Regions from separate parts of the Mus musculus genome. Here region 1 is linked to region 2. A link is a loop called in an ENCODE intact Hi-C map of the cell type or tissue named here. Cell type or tissue: heart. All regions are shown on one strand.

Region 1 (5,000 bases), 64 kb before region 2:
TGTGTGCAGTGCCCCTGGAGTCCAGAAGAGGACAATGAATCTCCTAGCACTGGAGTCAGAGACAGTTGTAGCTGCTATGTGGGTGGAGGGAATCGAACCTCTATCCTCTGGGAGAACAACTGGTGCTCTTAACTGCAGAGCCTACTCTCTGCTCCCCAACGTCACTTTTTAGCGGTCCTCCTCTCTCCTCTGTTTACAGATGTCTCACTCCCCTTGCCTTTTGCCGTGCCTGTAATTGAACCCATGGCTTCACACATGCTAAACAAATATTCTGCCTCTAAGCCATCTTGTCATTTCTAACCACATCTTATTGTAAGTTGGTACTTTCTGCAGGATTTGAATCTGATGGGTGAAAGTCAGTCCCTGACTAGGTCTGGTAACCCCTGAGGCTATAGGGAGAGTGCTCCTGTGTGCACACGTCTTCAGGAGAGAAGTGCCTCTGTGGCATGTTAACGGCAGCCCTGCTTGGTCTCGCTCGGATGATGCTGTAGTTATAAGCCCTGGGCATCGTGGTTGCTGGTTTTGCAATGATCACTTTCTCTAAGCCAGTTATAGCCTTGGGTTTCTGTCACCATGCTTGCCTAATCACCTTATTAGTACATCTGCTAGGCGTAACTAAGGGGAAAGGGCACTTTAAGAAGTGCCTCTATCCTGTCTCTGTCACTGGCTGGCGCCCCAGGCATAAGGAGACCCTGAGCAAGTAGAAGATCAGCCCCATCTTGCCCAAGCTTTAGGGCTAGTGGCTGCCGTCAGTCAGCTGTGCTGACGCAGCAGCTTCTGTAGGCCGGAGGTGAAATGGCACTGGAACCCGGGGTTCAGTTGGCCCCTCCTGCCCTGTCATCCAGGTGCTGAGTACACAGAGCAGTGGTTACCTGCCTCGGCTTGAGGATTGCAAGAAGTGTGGAGAGGGTTTTATTTCTTACCTGGAGATGACTCAGGGAATGAATCAGCTCAAGTTCTCGGGAAAGTCAGGGGCCCTGCTGGTCTTCTTACCAGTAACTGTCTCTTGGTGTGCTTGCTCACTCTGGGAAAGCTGCGTAAAGAAAAGTTAATGTTAATAGAAGTGATCCCTGGAAATGTCTCTGGAGAATTCAGCAAGTGACATCTTTATTTCTCACTCATGAGCAGCTGAAATGCAAGGTGCTCTGAATACATAGAGCAGTGATGACTGTCAAAGCTGTGGTCTCTCTGTCTGTCTCTCTCTCTCCCCCCCCCTCCTTCTCTCTCTCTCTCTCTCTCTCTCTCTCTCTCTCTCTCTCTCGTGTGTGTGTGTGTGTGTGTGTGTGTGCGCGTGTATGTGCGTGTGAGGATTCATGTGTACATGGTGTATGTGAGCACCTTCATGTGTAGGTGTTGCATATACACATGTGTGCACTTCAGTGCTCATGTGTAGGTCGGAGGCCAACTCCAGGTGTCAGTCCAGCATTTTCACCTCATCTGAGGTGGTCTCTGTTGCTCACCACTGCTAGCCTCCCATCTCGCCCTAAGTACACGGGGATTACAGATGCCCACTGCCTTATCCAGCAACGCATGAGTTTTGACGTTTCAGACTTGGGTTGTCAGACTTACAGTGAGCACTTTGCCCACTGAACTGTCTCCACAGCCTACTTGATGGTTTTCTTGATCTCTACTCTTATTGCTTCTCTCTGGGCTCACCTATAAGCTCTTACTTGGTAGAGGCAGCCCTGGGAAGACCAGGTAGAGGGCTTGCAGTGGCCTATAAAACTGTCGGGTAGAGGGGAGTTTGAGCAGCTGGTTAGAAAGCAGGCTGAAGCCTTCGCTTTCCATTTCCCGTTTGTGCGACTCTTCTGGCATCACTAATGCTGGCAACATTTCACATTAGAAGCATTTGTAAATTGCATTAACATCACTAAGTTCCTTTTTCACAAGCTTATTTAGCTTGTGAAGTGTACAAGTGGAGAAAAGTTTCCCCAGGAAGCCCATCTGGACCCTGGGACTGTGGACTTGGTACACAGCGTGGGCCACCACCCACTGTGGACCTTGGAGTCCTGCAGAAAGTGCATGTCCTGGAGCAAGGCTGGGGTTGCCTGTTCTTGAAAGCATGAGGTTTGCTATCTTTAGGGTTAGAGTGCTGTGAGGCTCGTACTATTCCTGTAGTCATTTCCCCAGGCACTGCTGCCAGGTGGGCCGTGGTGTGAGGGATGGCAGCTCAGCTTTGTCATGTGCCAGCTCTGTTCTCAACTCTCTGTTCTTCACTGTCTCCCAGTAAAATTAGAAATGATAATGGGTCCTCTTCAAAGGACTGGCTGGCGCATGCGATAGGATGGGCACATGTGATGGGCGCATGCGCAGTGCTTGGTGTTTACAGGACGCTCAGTGTGGTGTGTGTTAGTGGCTTCCTGTTAGTTTCTTAGGAATAATGCCTCATGGGGCAGGGATGCTCATTTGGTAAAGTGTTTGCTGTGCAAACATGAGGCCCTGAGATTCATCTGATTCCTCGCACTCACATAAAACCCAGATGTGGCCATGCGCACTGATAGTCCCAGTACTGAGAAGGCAGAGACAAGGGCATCCCCAGGGCTCACTAGCCAGCCCAGTCAACTGGTGAGACTTTGTCTCTAAAACTGAAGTGGAGGTGACTAAGAAAGACACCTCATGTTGACCTCTGACCACCACATACGTATGCACAGATAACCCAGGCTGGGCATTGTGGCACACACCTGTATTCCCAGCACTCACGTGGTAGGATCAGAAATTCAAGTCCAGCCTTAGCTACATATGGAATTCAAGACTAGCTGGGCTACACGAGACTCTGTCTTGCCTCAAAAAATAAGAACGGAGGGTGGTTATAATCGTCAGTGTGCAGGTTAAATGTGTATGCAATCATCAAAGAACAAACTCAGTAAGTATTTAAAAGAGGAAAAAATATAATTTCATGATTCAGGGGACTTCTGTGTGGCTGTCAGGAAACACAGGTTCCCATATTCAAAGTGAAAATTAGGAAACTACTTAAACAAACTTCACAGTATTACCTTGGGTATGCATTTATTACTCGGATCCTTATTAAAGAGCTCACTGAGATAGCTGAGTGGTAAACACTCCTGTTGACCTGAGTTTGATCTGCAGAACCCATGTAATGAAAGTGACTCCCACAAGTTGTCCTCTGACTTCCACATGCCCTCCAGGATATGCTTGAGCAAGAACACACACAAACACAAACAAATAAAATAAGTAAGTGAAAAGATTTGATAGCTAGCTGGCTGCTCTAGGTTCTTTCTGAGCTTCAGCCGTTGGCCACCAGTGTTCCTTAGTGTAACTCTGCTTTTCTTCAGACTTGACTAACTATCCTGCCTCTGTAGGAATTTTTAGACCTGTCTGTAGTCAGCACAGCTTTGGAGCCTTCGTAATTAAACATCATATTGGCATGCCTGATGTTATCATTCACTGTAATTACAAAGACAGCCGTTACTCAGTCGATCTCCACACTTCCTTGATATAATAACCAGCTTCCCTAGTTTGTGCAATTTCCTGGAATTTTGGTGTTGAAATTATTATTAGTTTCCACTGTAATGAGAACGCCCCTATATCAGCGGACATACCTGGCTGAGGCATGGCCTCCCTCTTCCTTTCCCTTCTGACATGGTCTCCATTTCTTTGTAATCTAGAGTCAATACATAATCAGTGATTGTTTCTGCGTAATCATAAAGAAAGGGTCTCTGCATCTGATCCCTTCTCCCTGTCTTTTGTCTCCTCTGTCCCTCCCCCCTCCCTCCTCCTCCTCCTCCTCCTCCTCCTCCTTCCTCTCTCTCTCTCTCTCTCTCTCTCTCTGTCTCTGTCTTTCTCTCTCTCTCTCTCTCTCTCTCTTTCTCCCCCTCCCCCCACCTAGCCATCCTTTCTCCCTCCTTTGTCAGGCTAGCCTTAAGGTATGTAACCCAGGCTGGCCTTGAACTTATGACCCTCCTCTGCCTCCCAAATGCTGGAATTGTGGGAGTCATCGATGTCTCAGGGGACCATTTTTCTGGACTGTTATTCATTGTCCTTTCAAACTAGAACTTCTCCTACAGATGGATACATATGTTCTTATCATTCTAGTTTTCGAAATAAATTTATTAATTACGTTGAACAACATTCTTTGTTGTTGCTGTTGTTATTTGGCTTTTTGAGACAGTATTTCACTCAATTGCTCAGGCTTGTCTGTAATTACGCGTCCCAGGCTGGCTTTCCACAGCCTTCTGAGTGCTGGGGTCACAGGCCCGTGACTATGCCCAGTACTTGGACACTGCCATCTGCCCTACTTTTATCCCACTAGTTTGAAGGCCCAAAGATCATTTCCAGCTTTAAGTTTTCTCTTGGCAACAGGGTCTTGCTGTAGCCCAGGCTGGCTTCAGTCTTGTCATCCCCCTGCACCCTGTCTCTGGATGCCAGGGTGTCAGTGTGCCCTGTTACTTGGCTCACCTCTCTAACTTTTAAAAGTACTTTTGTCTAATAATGACCTCTCCAGTTCTAGATAAAACACTTATATGGATCTTTCTTGTTGAAGAAAAAGTTGGACATCATGTACTCTTTTCCTTTTAATTATTATCCCACTATTTTATGTGTATGAGTATTTTGTTTACATGGCTGTGTACTGCTTGTGTATATTGCCCATAGAAGCCAGAGGGTCGGATTCCCCGAAACAGCCCTGTGTGTGCAGGGAACTGAACCCAGGTCGTCTGGAGTAGCAGGCAGCGAGCCATCTCTCCAGTCCTGACTGCTCCTTTCTAGTCCTGAGAGGCGGGCTGAGTACAAGTGCAGACACATTCCCAGTTACCCCATCCTCCTGACAACACTGCTTGTGTTTGTTTGGTTAGGGTTTTTGGAGACAGAGGCTCATACAGCCTAAAATGACCTCAAACTCACCATGTAATTGAGTATAGCTTTGAACTTGTGATCTTTCTACCTCTACCTCCCAAGGGTTAGAATTACACATGGATGCTACCATGTACAGCCATGCCCCCTTCCCCCTCCCCCCTTTTAAAGACCTACCCTTTAAATTTTTT
Region 2 (5,000 bases):
CACTCCAGAAGAGGGAGTCAGATCTCGTTACGGATGGTTGTGAGCCACCATGTGGTTGCTGGGATTTGAACTCCTGACCTTCGGAAGAGCAGTCGGGTGCTCTTACCCACTGAGCCATCTCACCAGCCCCAAGACTCTCTTACTTATATATATATATACTTTTATTTTTTTTTATTTTTTTGGTTTTTCGAGATGGGTTTACTTATATATTTAAAGCTCCAGAATTTTTGGATATAAGAAGTAGAAAAGATCTTTGAGATACTTAATGTATATACCACAAAGATGTCCATTGGCATAGTAACTCGTGAGTTTCTCCTTTAAAATAAGGTCAAATAAGTTTGGAAAGCCCTAGAGATTCAGTTCGTGTTAGCCATCATAAGAATCCAGACGTCTCATATTATGAATGAAGGAAGGGCTTGTGGGTTTTCCAGAGTTTTCCAAAGCTAATGCCAGGAAGCAGCAGTACTGGTTTCCTGGTGTCTCTGGCAACCTGCATTGCCAAATGCTAGTGAAAGTCAGCTTCTTCCCGCTCTCCCTGTGTTTAATTTACTTGTTCATCAGGAACAAGATTTGTCATGTTATCGAGGGCACCTTAGTGACATCATCAAGATCTGTTATGTTACCCAGGGTACCTTAGGTAACATTATTAAGGTGAGTCAGTATACAAAAGAGGACCAAGGCTTGAGACCGAGGACATGGCTTAGTGGGCAAGAATCCTCAGACCCAAGCTGGGCAGGGGCCATGTATGCTTTAATCCCAGCACTCAGAAGGCGGAGGCAGGCAGATCTCTGTGAGTTTGAGGTCAGCGTGGTCTACAGAGCAAGTTCCAGGACACCCAGAGAGAAACCCTGCCTAGGTGGTGGAATACGCAGACATGTATTTGGAATCTCCGTGCTCCACAGGCACATAGGAGGCAAAAGTTCACGGGTTAGACACCTGCATACTTAGCAGAAAATCAAGAGACTCCTGTTTCAAACAAACAAAAGGCAAGGACCTTTACCAAGATTGTCCTCTGACCTCTGTACCTCTACACTACATTTACACACACACACACACATGAATGTACACACAAATACATATCCAGAATCAGGTTTGCAAGAATCCATTCTATCAGCCTTGTCTAGATCAGACCAATGAGTTTTTATTAGGACATATATTGTTATAACCCCTTTTTATAGTATTGCCTACATTCTGCTAAGTAGAAGGGATAGCTGCTTACACAGCAGGTGTGTTTCTTTTCTCGTTTCCTTTTTTTTTTTTTTTCGGTTTTCCGAGACAGGGTTTCTCTTTGTAGCCCTGGCTGTCCTGGAACTCACTCGGTAGACCAGGCTGACCTCGAACTCAGAAACCCGCCTGCCTCTGCCTCCCAAGTGCTGGGATTAAAGGCGTGCGCTACCATCGCCCAGCAATAATGCATGTCTTATTCTGAGTTAGCACCCTGTTCTTTCTTCTCTGTATTGAGGTTGGGTCATTGCAGTGGCTTAGAAACACACCTGTTGCCGGGCGTGGTGGCACACACCTTTAATCCCAGCACTTGGGAGGCAGAGGCAGGCGGATTTCTGAGTTCGAGGCCAGCCTGGTCTACAGAGTGAGTTCCAGGACAGCCAGGGCTACACAGAAAAACCCTGTCTCGAAAAACAACAAAAAAAAGACATTCATTATTCAGTTGCTCTTGCGTGTAGAATCTCCATGAGTGGGGTAGCTACAGATACAGACAGACTCAGGTAAGTGCTTTTGGTAAATTCCAAACAAATCAAAACACTCTTTCTCGATATGCATAGTAGTTTCCTCAAAACAAAACAAAACAAAAACTACATGTGTATGAAAACTCCCCAAAAGACTTTGACTGAGCACGCACTGTTGGGCATTTATTATGTAACAGCACTGATGTCTGCGTGCTCTCCATGAATTGACCCATTCTGTCTTTGTAACTATTTGGTTTAGGGTCTAGTTTCATGTGCCTGTTGTTAAGATGAAGAGACTAAGGCAAGGAAGATAGGTTAACTGTCCCCCAACTGTCCAGTGGTAGCTTCAGAACACAGTCTCAGTCTTCTGTGTCCCTGTCATCTGAAAGACCCAGAAAGGTAGTGTCCTGGATATTTATTCTACAGATCATGACCAGATAAAGGCTGTTTGAGATCTGTGAATCCATAATATCCAAAAGGAATCCAGACCAGGTCACCTCTCCCACCACAGTTCCTGTCTACCCAGGAGAAGGACAGAGGAGCTGTTGGAGGGTGTTTGGGCTGGCGTTGGGCCCAGGAGCCCTCCAGGACCTGTCAACAAGTCTTCAGAGAACACAGACAGGAAACAGGCAGGTTGCCTTTGTCCTTCCTCATGTCCCTCCATCTCTTGCCAAAAACCCAGCCCTAGATTTTGCATTTAGCAAGTTCCCATCACAGAGAAGATGAGAAATATCAGGGAGCAGAGAGAAAGCACAGGAGACCAAACCCCTTCCAGGTTGCCAGGCTAGGGAGAGTCTTGGGACTTTTCTCCCTCCGAAAGTAATTACACTGCTGTGACAGGTGTCTGGGTGGCAAACATTCCTCTGTATCCCTTCCTCTGAAAAGAAGAAATCCTGAGTACACTTGTCTTGGGGTGGTGTGAGATGACACCAGTTTGATACTGGGTAGACTGGGCAAGGTGGGACAAACGTAGGAAGTGGGGGTGGGAGGCAGCCCAGGGACTGGCTGCACCTACATCTTCTGTGAGTGTTCTGGTGCCGATTTCCCCAATTGTGCATAAGGACAAAAGTGATGACTCTGGCCCTGGTGATTGTCAGTGGGAAATTAACTCACGATGTTGGTTGCTTCCAAACACGAGTGAATTAGACTTCCCAGTAGTGCCAGTTGATAAGGAGGTATATGATGTTACAGGTTAAGCTCTACAGAATGAAAATGAATGTGAAAAAATTTTATGAAGTTAATCATCTGTTATAGGCTCAAGACAACCCAGTAAACTCTGGTATGCATCATTCACAAAAGGTAGCCTAATAGAAATTAAGGTTCATTTTCAACAAAAATTAAGACAAGAATGAGAAATGAGGAGGCTAGCCAGGCTGTGGCACTCAGGATACAGTCAGGTGGATCTCGGTGAGTTTAGAGGCCATCCTGGTCTACAGAGGGAGTTCCATAAAAACTGAGGCTACACAGAGAAACCCTATATGGAAAGAGAGAAAAAGAGAGAAGGGGCTGATGAGGGGCTGGAGACGGCACAGTGGTTAAGAACACTGTCTGCTCTTACAGAGGATCTAGGTTCAGTTCCCAGCACCCACATGGAGGCTCACAGCTGTCTGTTACTCCAGGCCTATGAGATCCAACCTCTCCTGACCTCTAAGGTCATACATACATACATAATGGCATACACACATAGCACAGTACGTTTACTCAGTGCATTTATTGGTGAGATAGTCATACACATACTACAAATAAAATCTTTTTTGGGGGGGGGGGGAGGGGAGGATTTGGTTTTTCGAGACAGGGTTTCTCTGTGTAGCCTTGACTGTCCTGGAACTCACTTTGTAGACCAGGCTGGCCTCGAACTTAGAAATCCGCCTGCCTCTGCCTCCCAAGTGCTGGGATTAAAGGCATGTGCCACCACCACCCAGCTGAAATAAAATCTTTAAGTAAGTAACAGTTTTTAAAGAGCAGGAGTTGAAGGTCATCTCCAGCTACTTAGTTTGAGGGCTGGGGAGATAGGTGGCTCAGTGGACAAAACATTTGCTGCAAGACTGACAGCCTGCATTTGATCCACCAGACCAATGTCTGAAGGAGAGGACCAGGTCCTTGTTGGTCGTTGTTCTCTGACCTCACCACAGGCACTGTGGTCTGAGTCTCCTCCACACAAAGTAAATAAACGCTGTAAGTCCTCTTGTCGCTCACTGTTCATTGCCCTGTGGTTTGTGTGCTCAGGCAGTGGTTCCTGGGGAAGCCCACACCCTCCAAGCGTCTGCACTGAACATTGCTAACACTCACTAATGACTAATTATACCTCAAAACTCTTTAGGTCCTAAATCCTCATAGCAACTCTGTGACAAGTAGGCTCCCAACCTATCCACAGATGGGACGCTGGGGCACAGCACGCTTATGTCTCCATGTTCAGGTCACGAAGCCAGCAGAGGTAGAAGTAAGGGGCCAGCTCTGCTCTTCCTGAAGGGTTTACCTGACCAAGCCTGAGGCTGTACTGGAGAAACATGTGAACTGTTAGAGATGTGTTCAGACACAGATGGCTTCCCAGGACCCCTTTGCTTCACCACTGGGCTTTCTTCTGGTCTCCAGTTCTCCTGAGTTAGCGGGTATTGTGTCACTGGAATGAGGAAACGGAAGCCTGCCACCTTGTTGAGGCAGGTTTTTCTTTTTGTCTCAACTGAGCTTCACACTGTAGGCTAGCTGGTGGGGTGGGGAGTTCTGGGGAAGGCTCTCCCTGTGCTGAGAATGTAATGCGTGCTCCCAAGTCCAGCTTTTATGTAGGTTCTAGGGGACCCAACTCAGGTTGTAGAGACGGCATAGCCATCTCACTTGCCTGGGAGACACAGTACAAATGTACATGTAAGAGCTATTCTCTGTTCTGGGAAAACTTCTTTGTTCATAATTAAGAAAATTCCAAGAAATATAGTCCAAGTCTCTTTGCCTTGTCATTGGCACTTAGCTGCATCTTGGGCAGCCTCTTAACACATTGACATTGAAGTAATGGTAGATCCCTACTAAGGCTCCTGTCAGCTTTTTTAGGTCTTTTATTGTTTTGTTTTTCAGCTATCCTGTGCTGCCTCATCCTTATTTGTATTAGATTACTGATTCTGGGGGGCTGGGAGGTTGCTTGGGGGGTGAGTGCTTGCTCCAAGATCATGGGCATCTGAATTCACACCCCCAGCACCCACAGAAGAGCCAGTGGCAGAGACAAGCAGGTCACAAGAGCAGCCAGGTTTGCAGAAATGAGTGGTCAGTGGGAGACCCTGCCTCAACAAACTGTATGCTAGAGGAAGGTCTCCAAAAGTGACCTCT

The links. A loop is a pair of places that touch in the nucleus more often than their neighbours do. Peaks named below come from ENCODE experiments on the same cell type or tissue, not always from the same donor. Only the 100,000 strongest peaks of a DNase experiment are listed, where the experiment ranks them.
Region 1: it touches region 2 in a loop (2.7-fold over the local background); 4 of 42 quality-filtered maps call a loop at or near these places.

Annotation. Positions count from the first base shown.
Region 1 is chr8:106,768,802-106,773,801 of GRCm38, forward strand. All of the region lies in intron 14 of Tango6 (transport and golgi organization 6), which reads left to right. Among named protein-coding and RNA genes, the nearest start is that of Gm34197, 76 kb to the right of the region's middle. In heart, no CTCF peak of the experiment used is centred here; a DNase peak (open chromatin) is centred at 2,190.
Region 2 is chr8:106,832,822-106,837,821 of GRCm38, forward strand. The region is part of intron 17 of Tango6 (transport and golgi organization 6); the gene reads left to right. The region is part of intron 1 of Gm34197 (a long non-coding RNA gene); the gene reads right to left. Among named protein-coding and RNA genes, the nearest start is that of Gm34197, 12 kb to the right of the region's middle. In heart, no CTCF peak of the experiment used is centred here; a DNase peak (open chromatin) is centred at 2,280; H3K27ac peaks cover 387 bases.